Linked DNA regions of Homo sapiens: region 1 is linked to region 2. A link is an interaction called in ENCODE POLR2A ChIA-PET data of the cell type or tissue named here. Cell type or tissue: PC-9. All regions are shown on one strand. Links, peaks and the distances in the headings refer to the core of each region. The heading gives the core; the rest is flanking DNA.

Region 1 (2,500 bases), core at 1-2,500, 210 kb after region 2:
TCAGAGAATGGTTCCATAGGCTTCATCAGACTGTCAAAGGAGTCCGCAGTAGAGAAAAAATTAAGAATACCTGCTTTGGCAGGGCGCAGTGGCTCACACCTGTAATCCTACCACTTTGGGAGGCCAAGGCAGGCGGATCACCTGAGGTCGGGAGTTTGAGGCCAGCCTGGCCAACATGGAGAAACCCTGTCTCTACTAAAAATACAAAATTAGCCAGGCATGGTGGTGCATGCCTGTCATCTCAGCTACTCAGGAGGCTGAGGCAGGAGAATTGCTTGAACCCAGGAGGTGGAGGTTGCAGTGAACCAAGATCACGCCATTGCACTCTAGCCTGGGCAGCAAGAGCAAAACTCCGTCTCAAAAAACAAAAAAAAACAAAAAGCAAAAAAAAAAAAAAACAGAATACCTGCTTTGTTGACATATTAACAGAGCAATAGAAAGGATCTTTAGTGGTAATTTCTGCTGTTCCCTGTATTCAGATAAGAATTGTCTCTTTCAGAAGCAAACAAGTGAGTATGTCCTATTTGTTGAAAGTTTATCTTTATTTATAACCATTGTGTAATTTTAGCCCCTTTCATTCTATTTCCCTTTGAGTTGTAGAAATTTTAAATTTCGGAAAAACCAGTCCAGTGGTTCTCTACTTTGGCTGCCTATTAGCATGGGGAACTTTGAAAAACTCCCAAGGCCCAGGCCACACCCTAGACCACTTAAATGAGAATTTGCAGAGGTAGAACCCAGGTATCAGTAGTTTTTAAAGTCTCCCAGGGGATTCCAATGTGCAGGAACTAGAAAATTAGTCTAATCTTCATTTAAGTGAGAAGTGAGACCCATACCTTGAGATTTATCCAAGATCACATCTATTTACATATGTCCTGTTGTGGAAATTGAATAATGGAATCATCAAAATTGTATAGGATCAGTCAAGATACACATAATTCATTTAAGTTTAGGGAACCAGGGCCAGGCACGGTGGCTCACGCCACCACTGTAATCCCAGCACTTTGGGAGGCCAAGGCGGGTGGATCACCTGATGTCAGGAGTTCAAGACCAGCCTGGCCAACATGGGGAAACCCCGTCTCTACTAAAAATACAAAAATTAGCTGGGCGTGGTGGCAGGCACCTATAACCCCAGCTATTCAGGAGGCTGAGAGAATCGCTTGAACCCGGGAAGCAGAGGTTGCAGTGAGCTGAGATCATGCCACTGTACTCCAGCCTAGGCAACAGAGGGAGACGTCGACTCAAAAAAAAAGTAGTAAGTTTAGGGAACCATATGGCAGCACTGCACCTAACATAGTTTGCCCAGTGCGTATCCATCTTACGTGTCTTTGCCTTCATTTGCCAGTCCAGTTCTCCTTGTTATAGCTGATCCTGAGACCCTACTTCATCTTGACAACTATATTTAGAATTTGTACAAATAAATCTCTGCCTTCTGGTCAGGCTGTTTCACTTGCCAGCATTTTTGCAGCCTTTAATTGTTGTTTGCCAGATGTATGTAAATATTATGTGTTTTATGTAATGTAAAAAAATTGAAGATACAAAATTGAGTAATGCTTTGCCCATATAATTCTCTTTACAACAGCTCAATTCACGTATATCGTCTAACAATGGCTTCCATAGAGTAGACATGTAATACATGCTTATTTAATTAATGAATAAAGGAAGATTTTTTTTCCTTCCTTGCAGGAACTTTGTGTTAAAGCATCATGTATTCTTGGTCCGAAACTGGGAGAAGATTCGTCAAAAACAGGAGGAAGTAAAGCACACCAGTGATAATATTCACTCAGCATCATTATATACCCGTTGGAATGGGATCTGCCGAGATGATGGGAATATCAAGTCTGGTAAGGCATTTGAAACATTTCTTTTTTTTGAGACAGAGTTTCACTCTTGTTGCCCAGACTGGAGTGCAATGGCATGATCTAGGCTCACTGCAACCTCTGCCTCCTGGGTTCAAGCAATTATCCTGCCTCAGCCTCCTGAGTAGCTGGGATTACAGGCGCCCGCCACCATGCCCGGCTAATTTTTGTATTTTTAGTAGAGAGGGGGTTTTGCCATGTTGGCCAGGCTGGTCTCGAACTCCTGACCTCCTGCCTTGGAATCAAGGTGATTCGCCTGCCTTGGCCTCCCAAAGTGTTGGGATTACAGGCGTAAGCCACCACACTCAGCCGAATTTCTATTAATTTATTTTAGTTGCTTTCCAGCAGATAATCTATTTAACAACTCCTTTTAGTATTGACCAAAAAAGTTATGATCCAAATATGTACACATCAGTCAGTAATAACCTATCCATCCCAGTTCTTCAGCTTTCCTCTCTTTAGGGAATAGAAAGAAACCTCCTACAGCCTTTCAAACATGACCTGTAGTCTGAAATAGTCATTAGGTATCAGATAGATAGTGGGCCCTCTTTGTTACTTCCTACCTTGAAAATAACTTGCAGACAGAGTAAATAGTGATACCAAATCCACTGGGGAAATTGGGGTGGGGGACGGGTAATTATCAG
Region 2 (6,106 bases), core at 3,323-5,822:
CCTGCCTCAGCATCCCTAGTAGCTGGGATTACAGGCACCTGCCACCACGCCCAGCTAATTTTTGTATTTTTAGTAGAGTCAGGGTTTCACCATGTTGGCCAGGCTGGTCTCAAACTCCTGACCTTAGGTGATCAGCCAGTTTCACCATCCCAAAGTGCTGGGATTACAGGCGTGAGCCACTGCGCCTGGTCAGTTCGTATTTTTTTTTTCCGTAGGGACAGGGTTTCGCCATGTGGTCCAGGCTAGTTTCAAACTCCTGAGCTCAAGCGATCTGTCTACCTTGGCCTCTCAACTGCTGGCATTACAGGCGTGTGCCACCATTCCCAGCTAATTTTTCTATCTTTTTTGTAGAGAAAGGATCTCATTATGTTGCCCAGGTTGCTCTCAAACTCTTGGGCTCAAGCGATCCACCTGCCTTGGCCTCTCAAAGTGCTGGGATTATAGATGTGAGCCACTGTCTGGCCCACTTGGGTATAGTTTAAAAATTCTGATACCCAGAGTGTGCCTCAGATCAATTAAATCAGCCTCTGATAGTGACCCAGGCATCAATATTTTTAAAGCTCCCCAGCTTATTCCAATGTGCAGCCAAGAGTGATAACCACTGCCTGTATGTCCATGGTTAAGGGAACTTCAACCCATTTTGCTAACATGTAGCCTTTGGGTATGGTTATTCAACCAATTAAACATTCAGTATACATTTCTCCAAAAAGCCACTGTGCGAGATTATCAAATGCCTAACTTTAATGAGGACATACCAATAATGGAATTTGATCTACCATTCTAAGAATTCTTTTTTTTGACTGGCGCAGTGGCTCACACCTGTCATCTGAGCACTTTGGGAGGCCAGGGCGGGTGGATCGCCTGAGGTCGGGAGTTCGAGACCAGCCTGACCAACATGGAGAAACCCCATCTCTACTAAAAATACAAAATTAGCCAGACGTGGTGGCGCATGCCTGCAAACCCAGTTACTTGGGAGGCTGAGGTGGGAGAATCGCTTGAACCCAGGAGGCGGAGGTTGCAGCAAACCGAGATCATGCCATTGCACTCCAGCCTGGGCAACAAGAGCGAAACTCCATCTCAAAAAAAAGAAAAAAAAATTCTCCATCTCCCGGGTTCAAGCAATTCTCTGCCTCAGCCTCCCGAGTAGCTTGGGATTACAGGTGCCCGAAACCATGGCTGGTTAAGTTTTGTATTTTTAGTAGAGACGGGGTTTCACCATCTTGGCCAGGATGGTCTTGAACTCCTGACTTCGTGATCCACCAGCCTGTCCTCTCAAAGTGCTGGGATTACAGGCGTGAGCCACCGCACCCGGCCATTCCAGGAATTCTAACAAGAAGGATATATTTGTCTGTCATGACTTTCTTTTGTACTAAACCCAGACTGATTCCTCATGATCAGTAATTCTTTCTCTAAATTAGTAGTTCTCTACCAGGGGGATTTTGTCCCCTCCCCCAACATTTGACAATGAATGTTTGGAGGCATTTTGGTTGTCACAGCTGAGGGAGGGAAGGGAGGATGCTATTGGCATCGAGTGAGTAGAGGCCAGGTATGTTGCTAAAGTCTACAATGCACAGGGAGTCCCCCACAACAAAGAATGATCCATCCCCAAATGTCAACAGTGTTGAGGTTGAGATTGTCCTAAATCCCAAGTCCCATAGGAAAAGTTTGGCTCACAAAGACTAATTTCTTTTTTTTTTTTTTTTTGAGACAAGAGTCTCACTCTGTCGCCCAGGCTGCAGTGCAGTGGCGCAATCTTGGCTCACTGCAACCTCCGCCTCCTGGGTTCAAATGATTCTCCTGCCTCAGCCTCCCAAGAAGCTGGGATTATAGGTGTCTGCCACCACATCCGACTAATTTTTGTATTTTTAGTAGAGATGAGGTTTCACCATGTTGGCCAGGCTGACCTCCTGACCTCAAGTGATCTGCCCTCCTCGGCCTCCCAAAGTGCTGGGATTACAGGCGTAAGCCACCATGCCAAGCCACAAAGAGTAATTTCATTGTTTTCATAATTTCAGAGAGAAAAAGCAGAATTCCTTATGCTGTATTTTCTCATCTTAATAATATCTATCTCCCCAGGTTTGGATTCCTAGAGCAATGTTAGAGCTATAAAAGTAAAAGAGTTCTGAAATTTACTGATTATCACAAACTTCAACAGTGCTAACTTCTCCAAGCTCTAAGGTTTTTGTTTGAGATAGGGTCTCCTGCAGTCTCCAAGGCTTGAGTGCAGTGGTATCATCGCTCACTGCAGTCTTGAACTCCTGGGCTCAAGTGATCCTCTCCCTTCAGCCTCCTGAGGAGCTTGGACTACAGCAGGGGTGTCCAATCTTGGCTTTCCTGGGCCACGTCGAAAGAATTGTCTTGAGCCACACATAAAACACACCAACACTAACAACAGCTGATGAGCTAAAATAGCAACAACAACAATGAAATCACAGAAAAAAAAGGCTCTTAATGTTTTAAGAAAGTTTATCAATTTGTGTTGGGCCCTATTCAAAGCCGTCCTGGGTTGTATGCAGCCCATGGGCCACAGGTTCGACAAGCTTGGACTATAGGCATGTACCACCATGACTGGCTAATTTTTACTTTTTTATAGAGATGGGGCTATGTTGCCAGGCTGGTCTTCAGCTCCTGGCCTGAAGCAATTCTCCCACTTTGGCCTCCCATAAAGTGCTGGGATTATACATGTGAGCATTGTGTCCGGCCAACCTCAGTCTTGTAGCTATAGGTGTTTTTGCTAGAAATAATGCATGTGGTTTACAATTCTGATAACAGTGCAAGTGATGATACAATATACACTTTTTAAAGCTCCCCAGCTTTTAAAGCTGCATTAGCTCTTCTGCAATGAAGAAAGCAAGAAGGAAGGAAATACAGTAGTCCACCCTTATCCTCGGGAGATCCCACTGCAGGATTCCCAGGGGATGCCTGAAACCATACAGAGTACTGATCACTAAATAAATAAACACACACACAAACACACACACACAGTTTTTTCCTATAGGTATATACCTATAATCAAGTTTAATTTATAAATCTGGCACAGTAACAAATGAACAGCAATAACCAATAAGAAAACGGAACAATATACCATACAAAAGTTATGTGAACATGGTCTCGCTCATTCTCAAAATATCTCATAGTACCGTGCTCACCCTTCTTGTGTTGAAGTGAGATGATAAAACGCTTATAAGATAAGATAAAGTGAATGACTTAGGAATTCTGATGTAGCTAATATCAACCTTCTGACTATACCTAAGAAGGGGGATCATCTTAGGGTGATCCTGAATCACTGAGTCATGCTGATGTCCACAGATGGATGTCAAAAGCCGATGATGTCAATGACTGACCAATGGGAGCACGTACAGCGTGGTTATGTTGATTCATATCCAGGACAGGGTGGTGCAAAATTTCATCACGTTACTCAGAACAGTGGACAATTTAAAACTTAAACTACTATGGAAGGGACTATGACTGCTTCTTAGGGTAGCAGATATTCTAGATACTCTTCAGCAAAATGGACTCCACACTGTATCTGATAGGTTTCAAAAGACTTCAAAAAAGGCATGTTAGTGTACACACATGACTGGGATTAACATTCTAGAATTTTAGGACTCAATGGTACACCACTGAGGTATTGAAATGAATTCAACTGTAAATTTAGATTATGGTTCTGAGGTGGAGATGCATAAAAATGAAAACTTAAAACAAATACCAACACAATTGGGTATTTCTGGGTACTAACGTTCCAGGTAATTATCTTTCTCGACTTTCATTTCTAATGTTAATAGTTAGCAATATCAATAATATTGTTTATAAAAGAAATACTGTCCAAACTTTATTAAGGTGCTCATGTTAACACTTAAGGTTTCAGATTTTCAAACTTGGGATGTTCAAACAGTAGGTATAATACAAATATTCCAAAATCCAACAAAATCTCAAATCCACAACATTTCTGTTCCCAAACATTTTCGTAAAAAAAACCTAAAAAAACAAAAAAACCAAAAAAAACAACTGGCCGGGTGCAGTGGATCATGCTTGTAATCTCAGCACTTTGGGAGATTGAGGAGGGTAGATCACAAGGCCAGGAGTTTGAGAACAGCCTGGCCAACATAGTGAAATCCTGTCTGTACTAAAAATACAAAAAATTAGTCAGGCGTGGTGGCGGGCACCTGTAATCCCAGCTACTCGGGAGGCTGCGGCAGTAGAATTGCTTGAACCCGGGAGGGGGAGGTTGCAGTGAGCTGAGATTGCGCCATTGCACTCCAGCCTGGGTGACAGTGCGAGAATCTGTCTCAAAAAAAAAAAAAAAAAAAAAGACCGGGCGCAGTGGCTCACGCCTGTAATCCCAGCACTTTGGGAGGCCGAGATGGGCGGATCATGAGGTCAGGAGATCGAGACCACCCTGGCTAACATGGTGAAACCCTGTCTCCACTAAAAATACAAAAAATTAGCTGGGCGTGGTGGCGGGCGCCTGTAGTCCCAGCTACTCAGGAGGCTGAGGCAGGAGAATGGCTTCAACCCGGGAGGTGGAACTTGCAGTGAGCTGAGATCGCGCTACTGCACTCCAGCCTGGGTGACAGTGCAAGACTCTGTTTCAAAATATAAATAAATAAATAAATAAAAATAAAAAACCCTTGGGAGGCCGAGGCAGGTGGAACATTTGAGGTCAGGAGTTCAAGACCAGCCTGACCAACATGCTGAAACCCCGGCTCTACTAAAATACAAAACTTAGCTGGGTATGGTGGTGGGTGCCTGGAATCTCAGCTACTCAGGAGGCTGAGGCAGGAGGAGAATCACTTGAACCCGGGAGATGCAGGTTGCAGTGAGCCAAGACTGCACCACTGCATTCTAGCCTGGGCAACACAGTGAGACTCCTTCTCAAAAAAAAAAAAGAAAAAGAAAAAGAAAAAGAAAAAGAAAAAAAGGCCGGGGGCAGTAGCTCAAATCTCAAATTCAAAACATTTTTGTTCCCAAACATTTTCGTAAACAAAACAAAACAAAACAAAAAAACTGGCTGGGTGCAGTGGATCATGCCTGTAATCCCAGCACTTTGGGAGACTGAGGCGGGTGGATCACAAGGTCAGGAGTTTGAGACCAGCCTGGCCAACATAGTGAAATCCTGTCTCTACTAAAAACACAAAAAATTAGTCAGGTGTGGTGGCGAGCATCTGTAATCCCAGCTACTCAGGAGGCTGAAGCAGGAGAATCACTTGAATCCGGGAGGCGGAAGTTGCAGTGAGCTGAGATCACACCACTGCACTCCAGCCTGGGCAACAGAGTGAGACCGCATCTCAAAAAACAAACAAAAAAAACTCAACCTGTACCCAAACAAAAATCTCAAATTTCTTCCGTCTTAAATAAAAATTTTTTTTGGCTGGGCGCGGTGGCTCATGCCTGTAATCTCAGCACTCTGGGAAGCTGAAGTGGGTGGATCACAAGGTCAGGAGTTCAAGACCAGCCTGGCCAAGATGGTAAAACCCCATCTCTACTAAAACTACGAAAATTAGCTGGGCACAGTGGCGGGCACCTGTAATCCCAGCTACTTGGGAGGATGAGGCAGGAGAACCGCTTGAACCCAAGAGGCGGAGGTTGCAGTGAGCCCAGATCGTGACACTGCACTCCAGCCTGGGCAATAGAGTGAGACTCCGTCTCAAAAAAAATAAAATAAAATAAAATAAAATAAAATAAAATAAATAATTTTTTTTTTTGTTCAGACAGGGTTTCGCTCTTGTTGCCCAGGCAGGAGTGTAATGGTGCAATCTCCGCTCACTGCAACCTCTACCTGCTGGGTTCAAGTGATGCTCCTGCCTCAGCCTCCCAAAGTAGGTGGGATTACACGCGCCCACCACCATGCCCAGCTGATTTTTTTGTATTTTTAGTTGAGACGGGGTTTCATCATGTTGGCCAGGCTGGTCTCGAACTTCTGGCATCAGGTGATCCACCTGCCTTGGCCTCCCAAAGTGTGGGGTTACAGGCATGAGCCACCACGCCCAGCCAATATTTTTAATGGCTCTTGGCGAGGCACAGTGGCTCATGCCTAAATCCCAGGAACTTGGGAGGCCAAGACGGGTGGATCACCTAAGGCCAGGAGTTCAAGACCAGCCTGGCC

What was found. Peaks named below come from ENCODE experiments on the same cell type or tissue, not always from the same donor. Only the 100,000 strongest peaks of a DNase experiment are listed, where the experiment ranks them.
Region 1: POLR2A ChIA-PET joins it to region 2 with 7 read pairs; 3 of 35 experiments call an interaction of 5 or more read pairs at or near these places.

The regions. Positions count from the first base shown.
Region 1 is chr1:155,353,814-155,356,313 of GRCh38, reverse strand. ASH1L (ASH1 like histone lysine methyltransferase) reads left to right here. Exons shown (of 28, transcript NM_018489.3): 16 at 1,684-1,841. Among named protein-coding and RNA genes, the nearest start is that of MIR555, 8.6 kb to the right of the region's middle. In PC-9, for the core only: no CTCF peak of the experiment used is centred there; no DNase peak of the experiment used is centred there.
Region 2 is chr1:155,567,641-155,573,746 of GRCh38, reverse strand. It overlaps a transcript of MSTO1 not described here and the pseudogene LOC101929703. Among named protein-coding and RNA genes, the nearest start is that of ASH1L, 7.9 kb to the right of the region's middle. In PC-9, for the core only: no CTCF peak of the experiment used is centred there; no DNase peak of the experiment used is centred there; H3K27ac peaks cover 437 bases.